2 separate regions of the Homo sapiens genome follow, and region 2 is linked to region 1. Evidence: chromatin contacts called from ENCODE Hi-C or POLR2A ChIA-PET data. All regions are on one chromosome and are shown on one strand. Each heading gives the region's core, a stretch centred on a gene start or an enhancer-like site at or near the end of the contact. The rest is flanking DNA. Distances are from core to core; before and after follow the strand shown. Region 1 holds the start of RRP15 (ribosomal RNA processing 15 homolog). Region 2 holds the start of DUSP10 (dual specificity phosphatase 10).

What was found. Hi-C counts contacts between places; a loop is a spot of excess contacts on that map. ChIA-PET counts read pairs that join two places held with the same protein, here RNA polymerase II (POLR2A). Pooled maps may share reads with other maps.
Region 2: a map of CD4-positive, alpha-beta T cell shows a loop between it and region 1 (9-fold over the local background). The contact joins the promoter of DUSP10 here to the promoter of RRP15 in region 1. A Hi-C loop is called at or near these places in 1 of 168 maps with a recorded cell type or tissue (CD4-positive, alpha-beta T cell) and 5 of 50 pooled maps. POLR2A ChIA-PET finds 5 or more read pairs at or near these places in 1 of 52 experiments (B cell).

The regions. Positions count from the first base shown.
Region 1 is chr1:218,281,335-218,287,574 of GRCh38, reverse strand. RRP15 (ribosomal RNA processing 15 homolog) reads right to left here and starts at 2,282. Exons shown (of 5, transcript NM_016052.4): 1 at 2,120-2,282. The coding sequence starts at 2,258. RefSeq lists enhancers at 2,025-2,304, 2,835-2,904.
Region 2 is chr1:221,738,707-221,744,946 of GRCh38, reverse strand. DUSP10 (dual specificity phosphatase 10) reads left to right here and starts at 2,858. Exons shown (of 4, transcript NM_007207.6): 1 at 2,858-2,966; 2 at 5,160-6,013. The coding sequence starts at 5,203. RefSeq lists silencers at 1,622-2,101, 3,822-3,871 and enhancers at 1,875-2,512, 2,322-2,521, 2,852-3,041, 2,513-3,150, 3,151-3,788 and 2 more.

The DNA of each region.
Region 1 (6,240 bases), core at 1,033-3,532:
CTGTGTTTAATATCTTTCCTAAAACTGAAATTTTAATGCAGAAATATATTCATCCTTTGTATCCTCAACACCTAGAGGGTGACTGGAACCTAAGGGAACACAACAAGTGTTCATTGAATTGAATTAGATAAATTAGGTTTCCATATTGGCCAAAAACCTTTTTAACCCGTAATGTGGCTGATCTATAACAGCAAGAGAACCTTAAAACCTAATCAGCATTTATAATAATACGCTGAAAAGTCAGAACAGTTCCAACTTGGAATTATCCAGTATTTGAATAGAAAAATCCAATTTGGCCAGGTGTGCTGGCTCACACCTGTAATCTCAGCACTTTGGGAGGCCGAGACGGGTGGATCACTTGAACCTAGGAGTTCGAGACATGCCTGGGCAACATGGCAAAATCCCATCTCTACCAAAAAAAAAAAAAAAAAAGAAAAAAAAAATTAGCCAGGTACAGTGGTATGCGCCTGTAGTCCTAGCTACCTGGGGAAGCTGAAGCAAGAGGATCGCTTTGGGGGGCGGTGGGGGAGGAGGTCAAGGTTGCAGTGAGCCCTGTTTGTGCCACTGCACTCTAGCCTGGGTGGCAAAGCAAGACCCTGTCTCAAAAAGAAAAAGAAAAATCCAATTTGTAAGCAGTACTGACATTTTGCTCCAAATATAGCAAATATAGTACTCTTCCCTTCTTGAACAATAGTGTTTGAACTAGTCTAATGAATTTAAAAAATATCAGAACCAGAAGTTCTAATTTTGGCCCAACAAATAGTTTGTTTTCCTTAACAATGTGGCAGGAGATGAAGACTCTAATTACCTAGGAATTGCAGTAGCATATGACACTTTCTTCTTGGTCCTGGAAGTCCAGGTTAATTCATTCATTTACTTAAATATCTGTGAAGGACCCACAAGGCAATAGGAACTGGGGATACAGTAGGCTCTATTTTTATGGAACTTATATTCCAATTGGGAAAGCAGCAAATACATACATCAAATGGTTTGGGCAGGGTTGAGAAAAAATAAAGCAGGGCAATAAGTCAAAAAGTGAAGAAAAGAAGGCAGGAAGAAGAGTAGTGGTGGTACGTTACATAGGGTAGTCAGGGACAAGTCTCTCTGGTAAGGCACTGGATCAGAGGCTGGTGAGGGAGAGACATGCCAAGCATTTGAAAACTATTCTAGGCAGCGGAGCCAACAAATGAAGAAACCATGGTGTGGGAGCATGTTTAAGGTGTTAAACACAAGCATACCGGTATGGCATGATTACAGTTAGTGGTTTGTGAGGGGCATATTGGCCTATGACAGACAACCTGGCCCAAATCATACAGCCTAAGGATTTTGGATATTATATACTGAGATGAGAAGCCACTGGATCATCTCAAACAGACAGCGGGCATAATTAGAAATACGTTATAAAAGAATAGCTCTGTCTGTTTTTTGGGTATCAGCTGGTACAAAGGAGCAATAACTGGGCAGTAGGAAGTCAGGGATTACCTGCAATTCCTTGTAACCTAATAAGCTGGTGCCAAGAATGATGGTAAAGAGGAGCAACAGACACAGCATGGTTGAAAGCCTCAAAAACACATCCTTCCTTCCTTTTATTATCAAGCGTCTCTGAGAGACATAGTTATCAAACACTACCAGTTTTTAATCGACCTTAACCACCAAACTCTTCTTTCATTCACTATTATTTAGTCTCTAAAACACGCACACATCTACCGCACAAAAAGTCAAGTACACCCCCTTCTTCCTCTTACCTCTTTTAACCTTTTGCTTCTTACACCCTATGAGACCCATTCTTCTCCTGTTTTCAAGTACCCTCTTCCTTTCACCCTTTGCTACTGTAAGTTTCTCGGTAGCTGCAGGTGTTTCACCCATTTTATTATAATTAATAATGGTGACCCTGAAAATACCTAGTAAAAGAATGTGGAAACTCAAAATTACAGTTGACAGCGTTACTTCTCTGAACACGACTTCCCCAAGCCTCCTCACTAAGCCAAAGTCGCCCCTCTGAAGTGGTGCCAAGATAAAACCCAGGTGGCTAGCAGCAAATGAAGTCGCAAGCGCTGCTTGACACGAACTCAGCCCCGCCTTTCCTCCCAGACACCAAAGCTCAGCCCTACCACATTACCTTCACTATCAGAAGTGTCTGTGGCCTCGTCTTCCAGCACCGACGCTACGGCTCCAGTTACCATTTTCATCTTCTTCTTTGGGGTCTTTTTCAGGTTTTCTTCCTCACTCACACGTGAGTCCGGAGCGGCGGCTGCCATTTTTCTGCGCCGGAAGCGTCACCTGACAGTTGCGTCCGGTGGCAACCAGAGGAACTTCTGCATTTAGTGCCGGTAACACAAGGTTCCGGGGCGGGGTCGTCTAGCCCAGAGTTCCGGGGCCGGAGCCTCAGAATGTGACTTGGAGAGAGCTCTGAATGGCTCGGTGTGTTTACGCGAAGTCCGTTCCAGGACGAAAATCAGCGGCTGAATGGCCTCAGCCGACTCCTCCGCTAGCTCGCCTGTGCCCTGGTCCTCCGCCCCAGTGCGTCCCCAGCCCGTCCCCAGCCCAGCGCGGTCCACTTTGATTTCCTAGCCTCGGCGGCTTCCCTTGTCTGCTGCCTTAATGTTGGTTTAGTGTCCTCCTCAGGTGTCTCTTACGTGCCCACTGAACGCCGCAGCAGCTAGGACGCGGGACAGATCCACTGGGGGCCGATAATTAGAATACGATCGTATCATCCCCCCGCCCAAGATAACACGCGAGACCTTTCTTGCAAACCGAATAGACTCACCTTCTTTCCCTGGGGCGGGTGTTGAATCCAACCGCACCCTTCTCCCTCGGACCCGGCTGGGGCCTGGAGGGTTTCTGGCGCCCGACTGCGCAGTGCAGACCGAGGGTGCGAATACCTTGCTATCCGCGCGAGGATCCTGCCTCCCACCCGGGGCTAGCTTTTCTCTGAAGTTAGCCTCTGTCACCAGCTCCTAGTTCCATCGAAGCACCTACCACAGTCGGCCTTCATTTTCCCCCCTAAAATGTTGGCTTCTCGCAGGAGGGGAACGTATTTCATTTACCATGTCCCCTCAAGGTTAGCAACAGAAGTTGGCCTGAAGTGAATTTTCCAAAAATATTTTTGGAAGGGATGAATGAATCAATGAATGAGTGACAGAATATAACTATTGACAAAGTTAATGACTCAGATGGATAATGCAGCAAACCTTTACTGGCTAGACTTGTTCTAAAGGCTTTCCCCAAACTTAGCGTTTTCCCTTTCCCCTCTTAAGGAGGTTCATAGATTGTGATACCCATAAGTCAAAAACAAAAACAAGAATCCTCATTTTGACATATTCCAGTAGATGTTTATGTAGGAAATAAATATATATTCACATCCTAAAAACTCAATACAACATTTTTAAACTTGGTTTTTAATTTTTTTGTCTTTTAAGAGAGAGAGGGTCTAGCCGGGTGCGGTGGCTCACACCTGTAATCCCAGCACTTTGGGAGGCTGAGATAAGTGGATCGCTTGAGTCCAGGAGTTTGAGAACAGCCTGGCCAACATGGTGAAACCCCATCTCTACTAAAAATACACAAATTAGCCAAACGCAGTGACGAGTGCCTGTAGTCCCAGTTACTCGGGAGGCTGAAGCAGGAGAATCGCTTGAACCTTGGAGGCGGAGGTTGCAGTGAGCGGAGATCGCGACTCTGCACTCCAGCCTCGGCGACAGAGCGAGACTCTGTCTCAAAAACAAACAAACAAAATCTACCACCACCACCACCAACAACAAAAAATTGTGCAGAAAAAAAATGACATTTTGAATACAGTTGGTAAGAGATGAGATTCCAGTTTAAACCTTTAAAAAGTGCAGGTATTGACCAGGCGTGGTGACTCATGCCTGTATTTCCAGCACCTTGGGAGGCGGAGGCGGGAGGATCTCTTGAGGCCAGGAGTTAAGAGACTAGGCTGGACGACATGGTGAAACCCCGTCTCCACTAAAAATACAAAAATTCGCCAGCCATGGTGGTGAGCACCTGTAGTCCCAGCTACTCAGCTACTCAGGAGGCTGAGGTGAGAATTGCTTGAACCCAGAGGGGCGGGGAGGGGCAAAGATTGCAGTGAGCCAAGATGGCAGGTATGGTGGCTCCAGCCTGTAATCCTGGCTTCTCCAAGGCTGAGATGGGAGGATCACTTGAGTCCAGGAGTTCGAGGCTGCAGTGAGCCATGACTGCACTACTGCATTCCAGCCTGGGTGACAAAGTGAGACCCTTACTCTTGACAAAATAAAAAGGGGTGCACTTTAGAGGTGCCCTTTAGGATGCTGCTGATGCCCAGCAGCTCTCACCATCCTGCTCAGTGTGATCCTTTCATTACCACTGTGTCCTGATCTGGAACCTATTTTTTTGCTGTCTTTCATAGCTAATGCTTGCTTTTGCCTAGGGCTAAATGTAAATTGGAACAAGGAGTTCCAAATAAAGTTGGGAATGCACTGGAGAAAGTTGTAGAGAAGGAAGCAAAGTTAAAAAAAAATGATTGCAGTGGTTCAATGGAAAACATGTTCCTGCATATTAAACACAAAGTTCCTGCATTAATGTTAGTGTTATTTAGTGATCAAGAAGTGATGTTTTGTGCATTTAACATGTTAATGTGAGTTTACGTATATATAGAAATTTTTTTTGTGTTTAGTTGCAATTTAAGAAATTGCCTGGAGGGTAGGAATGGCTGATTTGTTACACATTCACATTTTTCTTCCTTTAAAATAATATAAAATAGGATCCAGGTTTTTATCCAGAAGTCTGATTTTCAGAAATTGATTACTGCTGTTAAGTTGGAGATACCTATGTTAGCTTATTTAATCTTCACAATAAGCTAATGAGTTAAGTACTATTATTTTTTCCATTTTATAGATGAGGAAACAGAGGCACAGGGTAAATAACTGCTGACCGTCACACAACCAGTACATGGCAGAATCACATTCAGACCCAAGCACTCCACTGCAGAGTCTGCTCAACCACGGAGTTGCACTGCCCACTCAGAGGGTTGTGCTTTATCACTTAGCATACAGTCAGAATAGGCAACAAAAATTTCCTTTTTTCTTCCTGTTTTTTCTTTTTTTAAATTTTACTTTACATTCTGGGATACAAGTGCAGAACGTGTAGGTTTCTTACGTAGGTGTACATGTGCCGTGGTGGTTTGCTGCACCTTTCAACCCGTCATCTAGGTTTTAAGCCCTGCATGCATTAGCTATTTGTCCTAACGCTCTCCCTCCTGTCACACCCCAATCCCCGATTGGCCCTGGTGTGTGTTGTTCCCCTTCCTGTGTCCATGCGTTCTCATTGTTCAGCTCCCACTTATGAGTGAGAACGTGTGGTATGTGGTTTTCTGTTCCTGCGTTAGTTTGCTGAGGATGATGGCTTCTAGCTTCATCTATGTCCCTGTGAAAGACATGATCCCATTCCTTTTTATGGCTGCATAGTATTTCCTAATGTCTATGTACCCGCATTTTCTTTATCCAGTCTATCATTAATGGGCATTTAGATGGGTTCCATGTCTTCGCTATTGTAAATAGTGCTGCAATAAACATATGTGTGCCTGTGTCTTTATAGTAGAATGATTTATATTTTTTGGGTATATACCCAGTAATTGGATTGCTGGGTCAAATGATATTTCTGGTTCTAGATCCTTGAGGAATTGCCACAGTTTCTTCCACAATGGTTGAACTAATTTACATTCCCACCAACAGTGTAAAAGCATTCTTATTTCTCCACAGCCTCTCCAGCGTCTATTGTTTCTTGACTTTTTAATAATCACTATTCTGACTTGCATGAGATGGTATCTCATTGTGGTTTTGATTTAGGCAACAGAAATTTCTAACAAGCACTGGAATTCATGAATTAAAAAAATAGTTTCTGCTGTTACAATGAACCAAAATAGCTGACAATATTGAAACGGAATGCCCACTGTATGGTGGAAATAACTGAAGTCACCTAAATGCTTGTGTAAGAGTTTTACAAACAAACCTATGCTAGTTATCAGCTTATTGCCTCTCGGCTCTAAATTCATCCTTTTTGGCTGCTCTGTGAAAATTGAGCTGGGCTCTTAAATATTTTTATTTGCCTGAAGGCCAGATGTTCAGATTTGTCAGTAGAGGGCATTAGAGTGACATTATAAGAAAAAGGGGCCATCTTCCTGGTTCTGATGTGCTTTTCTCTACAGACTCCTGTGGAAACTTCTCCAGCATCAGGGTGCTGAAGTATATTCACGTTCTCCTG
Region 2 (6,240 bases), core at 1,609-4,108, 3.5 Mb before region 1:
CAGATAGATCAAGGGTAGAACCTCTGGGAAGTTCTTTTCTGATTTGTATAGAAATTACCCAGAACCCAAGTTTCCTGACCATAACCTGTTGATCTTCAAACATTTAAGAACCAAATGGTGTGCCCTAAGCACTCTGCTATTATCAGGAGGGTGAATTGACGTGTGTGTTGGTGTGTGGATGGAGAGAGGTGTAAACCAAAAATAAAATTCTAAGCACCCCCCACGCCCCACCCCCTGCCCACCCCGCCTTCCCAGGCAACCCTCTGAACGGACTAATTTGTCAACCAGGGCTCTTGTAAAATTTATCCTGAAAGACTGGTTCAGGCCATGAAGGGATGTGAGGGTGGGACGTGCCCCATTCATTATATATCAACCAACGGACTAATTTCTCAACCCAGGCTCCTGTAAAATTTATCCTGAAAGACTGGTTCAGGCCATGAGGGGAAGTGAGGGTGGGATGAGCCCTGTTATATATCAACATGGAGTTCAAGTCTGATAAGAAACATTTTACAACCTATTGTCTCTGAACCTGCTGCCTGGAGACTTCATCTGCATAATAAAACTTTGGTCCCCACAAGCTCTTATCTTAACCCATACGTTCCTTTCTTTGATCTCAGGTCTTTAGACAAACTCAACCAATTGTCAACCAGAAAATGTTTAAATTTACCTATAGCCTGAAAGCCCACCCGCTCCTTAGAGTTGTCCAGCCTTTTTGGACCAAACCAATGTATTTCTTAAATGTATTTGATTGATGTCTCATGCCTCCCTAAAATGTATAAAACCAAGCTGGACCCCAACCACCTTGGGCACGTGCTCAGGACCTCCTGAGGGCTGTGTCACAGGCCATGGTCACTCATATTTGGCTCAGAATAAATCTCTTCAAATATTTTACAGAGTTTGACTATTTTCGACAACAGACGTTACACAAAATCCTCTCCTATGTAAGACTATCGGATGTGTACGTGATGCCCGTCGTAACACTGGTGTGAAAAGCTGGACTGGGGGGTATGTGCCTGCATGTAAGTGGAGGTGCCCAAGGGGATTTCTCTTCACAGCTCATTGAGCATAGCTGACTTGCTAGCTATGGTCTGACACCTCCTGATTTCAGATCTGCCCTGAAAACAATTACATGAATATGCCCCTGCTACTCAGTATACTACTAGGCTTGGAGTCTGAAGTAGACCTCCAAACCCCATCCAATCAGGTAAGGGAGAAAAACGATAGCCCAACATTCCCTAGTGCTCATAATGTATTATTCCATTATTTCACTTTTTATCCCTTCTCTCACAGATAAGAAAAGAAAAAGCTCTACTTCTTTAGGGTTCTTGGACGTAGACTCTCCACAGTTCATCTGGGGTTGTTCATCTCCACTTCTTTTTGTATCCCAGGGCAACTTTCCTGCAGTTTCCCTAATGAGAATATTTTCCGGACTAGGCAAGGGGCGGCTTGCCCCGCCCCCTACTCTTCTCCCTGATCAGGAGCTGCGGCCAGCTACCTGGCGCCGGCCAAAGTCAGGGGAGCGGGGAGAGGCGGCGTCACCTCCTCCACGCTCCTCCGGCCCCATTCAATCTAGCTATTTGCACTCGGCTCTGGCTCTTTTCCGCCAGCTGCGGCTGTTCCAGAAGCGCCGGGCTGCCGGTCCTGGCCTCGGCAGGGGCCGTGCGGGACCGAGGGGTGGCGGCCGAGGCATGTGGGGCGGGTGGGTTGCGCGCTGCTGGCACGGCGCGGGGACCCAGCGCGCCAGGCGGGAAAGGGGGGCGGCGGCGGGCGGGGACCCAGACCCGGAGGGGCAGCGGGCGCGTAGCGGGCCCCAGGACGCCCGGCCAGGGGATTGGCCTCTGCACCGCTGCTCAGGGCGCGTCCCTTGCCGCCTCTGGCGTCGACTCAAGCCTCCTCCTCCGAGCAGCCCTCAGTGGCGCCGCCTTAGTGCTCTGGGTCGAGCCCCGGGAGGGTTAGCCTGGGGACGGCAGGGGCGTGACCGTGGCGCGGAAGTAGGTGAGCAGCAGGGCGGCGCGCGGCGGTCAGGCCGGGACAGCCAGAGGGGCAGCGACATCTGCGGGCGGGCGGGCGGGAGGCGGACGCTTCCCGGGCGGAGCAGGGCCCTCCGGAGGACGCAGGCCGCGTCGAGGCTGAAGGGCCTCCCTGTCCGGGACGGTCAGCTGCCAAGTTCGGGCCCTTAGCGCGTGGCCCCGGGCCGCGGCTCGGAGCGGAAGCGTCGCCCCTGGCTGCGCGCTCATGCTGGTCCTAGCGCAGAAGACCCGGCGAGGTCCGCGAATTTTGGCTTAGCGTTTGTCAAGTCACCTCGAGCGACTCGGAGAGAACCCGGCTTTCCCACTAGGGACGGTGATCGCAGTCTCTTTCCTTTAGAAAGTTACTCCGATACTTTTGATCATCTGTCCATAGTAAGGAGGAAAAATAGCGTGGTTTGTCCCCGGGTGAGGGAGTGTTGGAGGATCCCGTCCAGTGGGAAGAGCCAGTTTTAGCGGAGCAGCGCGTCCAGCCCGCTGACACTTCAGCCTGGTAAAGGGTTAACTGCATCCTGCCGGTTCGGTTTACATGTAAATAGAGAGCAGCTGCTCCGCGCGGCCCCGGCTGGCTCTTTTAAGTTTTTGATTGGTTGCCAATGACATCACCGCCCGTGTTTTAACACCGAGGACCCAGAGCAGCTTCGGATAAACCCTCCTTAAAGAGATGAGGCCACGCCTTCTTACCCGCCCCCTAGGCTGCCCATTGGTCGCGGGGCTCTGTGAGGTAGCGGTCGGCTTTCTCCGGATTCTTATTGGCCCAACCCGCCGTCGGTCGGCGGCGAGTCCGCCCCCTCAGAACCTTACATTTACAGTGTAGCAAAAGAGAAAGTAACTATGTTGCTGCTGGAGATCAATGAAGCCGAGTGAATGGGGGCTGAATGTGCGAGTCCATAGCTGAAGAGGAGCGCCAGATGGTGGAGGAATACACTTATTTATGAAGTAAGTGGAAGTCACCGCGACTACTCCTGAGAGCCCGGGACTGGAGGTGGAGGATTGTAAGGCGGTGCTTGTGTGAGTGTGAGTGTGTGTGTTTGTGTGTGTGTATCTGTGTGTGTGTGAGAGAGAGACAGAGACAGAAAGATAGAGATGCGATGCTGACGGAGGAGCTACAGCAGGTAGGGTTATAAGGTTCCGGCCGTTGGCTCCTGCTACCCTGTGCGTTTACTCCCTGCAGTCTACTTGGATTTGGGGCGAAGAAAAAATGAGGTTTGTTGGGATGCTTTGCGGCAGTTTTAAATGCTCGGGGCTCATTAGTGCGCTGTGTGCCGAGGAGTGAAGCGGGGGGCGGGGGGATGTTAAGTGCTCCAGGAATGGGGAAGAAGCATTCTCTAACCACTTAATTTTCTCTCCAGCTCTTGCCTAGTGGTGGAAGGGAGAGGGGATAGCTCAGTATTTCTCTGGGAGATTTTCTGGGCCAGACTGGATGGTTTCACGGGCAGTATGTACGCCCGACCCTCTGCTGCAGGGATGCAGGTCTCTCTATACACTCCGTGTGTGTGTGTGTGAGCCTTGAACTCTGTGTGGAGGTGGGGGTCCCAGCGCGTGTCTCTGTGAACACGCTTATGCGTCCCTCTCAGAAGAAATGGTATGTTGATCCTGGACGTGTCCTACCAGGTAACACAATAGCAAAGACTTTCACCGCTTGGTCCAACCGGGAAACAGTTATAGCTTCTGGAATAGAACTCGCTCTTCAGAAAAAATACTACGCAAGGGAAGGGGGGTTGACTCCTTCGCTCCCATCCAAAGGTGGGTGAGAGAAACCCGAGTCGTTGGAGATCTGCCGACGTGATGGGTGCGTGCCCCGTGTGCGCGCGTGAGTGTGGATTCCGCCTGTGACACTTTGGTTCTGTGTCAGAGAATGGTGACGGTCGTGTGTAGACGGATGAGAATGGTGACGGTCGTGTGTAGACGGATGATAGATGGCATTTTTCCTGATAGCTCTTAAAGTTCGTTTAGGTGAGCGTCTCTTGGCGTGGGGTTTGGCGTCTTTGCTATGTGCATGTCTAATAGAAGAAGAAGAGTTAGCAAGCCTGAGTTGTAGAGTGCCCCTGTGCCTACAGGAGGAAGGAGCTGTCTTTTTGCAGACACTCTGAAATCAGAGATAGATCCGGTGGGCAACAATTCACTGTCCCTTTCAACGAGTACAGGCTAATTGGGAGGTCCTCTTTACGGAATCAGTACTCTTGAAGGGGGGATATCTGTATGGGATTGAAACCTTATACAACGTGGCTGCCTCCCATTGAGAGAAGCTCTAGGATGCACAGTCTGTGCCAGCCAGGGAGATGAAGAGGGGAGGAGAGCCCAAGTTGTCCTTTCCAGGCAGGAATGAGGGCGGGGGCAGGTGAGAGAGCAAAGGGTGAGGGATTTGCCGGGGCTGGGGTTTCCAGGTTTCCAGATCTGGCTCCATGGCTTGAGATTTCGTTTTAGGACACCAGTTAGTAGTGAAAAGGGGAAATGCAGATTAATTTATAAGAGGCCAAAAGACAACATGTGAGGTTTTAGTATGACTATGTTGTGCTTTTCAAAGGACCCCAATAGAGAATGGAAGGCAAGAATAGCTCCAAGTTAAAGAGATTCACTTAAGGGGATTTGCAGAAAGTTGACATCCACCCTGATGTATATTTAGCTGCTGTACCTTTCTGTGAACCATGCCAGTGCTCTTGGTTACCCCTTTGCCTTTGCAGCGAGTGAGGGAATTAAATGGCAAGCATGCAAGGGTGGACAAATGGGTCTTTCTCAGATGTTTGCAGTGTACTTCTGCCCGAGAGCTGAGGTTCAGAATAGATGCCTCTTAAGAGCCTCCCTTCTGTCTTCAGCTTTTCTAATTATTTGTGCTTATACCTTCTCTACAGCTGAACTTTTATGTAGGTCCAGGAAAGGTTGTTCATTAACATTTACAACATTACATCCAAATTTAACCTTAGACTTAGCAACCAAATTGATTGGAGCCCTCAGGTTTGCATCCTCTTTGAATACATAAAAATGAATTTCAAGTTTTGATAATGGTATGATAAAGGGCAATTAGGACGACTTTGCTCAGAGGGATGCAAAGGTCTTTCCCAGGGATTGGATGAGACTGCCTTTTGTGTCACGTGACTTTATTCTTTCTTTCCCCCTTCCCCTTCTTTACAGACTGTCTTGAGTTCTTCTTGAATTGCCAGTTTTCAGCCTCCTCATGCCTCCGTCTCCTTTAGACGACAGGGTAGTAGTGGCACTATCTAGGCCCGTCCGACCTCAGGATCTCAACCTTTGTTTAGACTCTAGTTACCTTGGCTCTGCCAACCCAGGCAGTAACAGCCACCCTCCTGTCATCGCCACCACCGTTGTGTCCCTCAAGGCTGCGAATCTGACGTATATGCCCTCATCCAGCGGCTCTGCCCGCTCGCTGAATTGTGGATGCAGCAGTGCCAGCTGCTGCACTGTGGCAACCTACGACAAGGACAATCAGGCCCAAACCCAAGCCATTGCCGCTGGCACCACCACCACTGCCATCGGAACCTCTACCACCTGCCCTGCTAACCAGATGGTCAACAATAATGAGAATACAGGCTCTCTAAGTCCATCAAGTGGGGTGGGCAGCCCTGTGTCAGGGACCCCCAAGCAGCTAGCCAGCATCAAAATAATCTACCCCAATGACTTGGCAAAGAAGATGACCAAATGCAGCAAGAGTCACCTGCCGAGTCAGGGCCCTGTCATCATTGACTGCAGGCCCTTCATGGAGTACAACAAGAGTCACATCCAAGGAGCTGTCCACATTAACTGTGCCGATAAGATCAGCCGGCGGAGACTGCAGCAGGGCAAGATCACTGTCCTAGACTTGATTTCCTGTAGGGAAGGCAAGGACTCTTTCAAGAGGATCTTTTCCAAAGAAATTATAGTTTATGATGAGAATACCAATGAACCAAGCCGAGTGATGCCCTCCCAGCCACTTCACATAGTCCTCGAGTCCCTGAAGAGAGAAGGCAAAGAACCTCTGGTGTTGAAAGGTAATGCCCCTGCTCCCTTCCCAAGCACGGTCCTGATTAGCCGGGTTCACTTTGGGTTTTCTCGTAGAGTGACAGCATTCTCCTTACCCTGGCTACCAAAGACCAAAATAGACTTTATTCTTCTCTTCCCTTCTATGCTCTTTATTGTTTTGGTTTAGTAAGAAAAACCCAGCAGCACTGAACTGGAAGCCAGAAGATCTGGGTTCTACCCTTCATTTGGGTTCTAA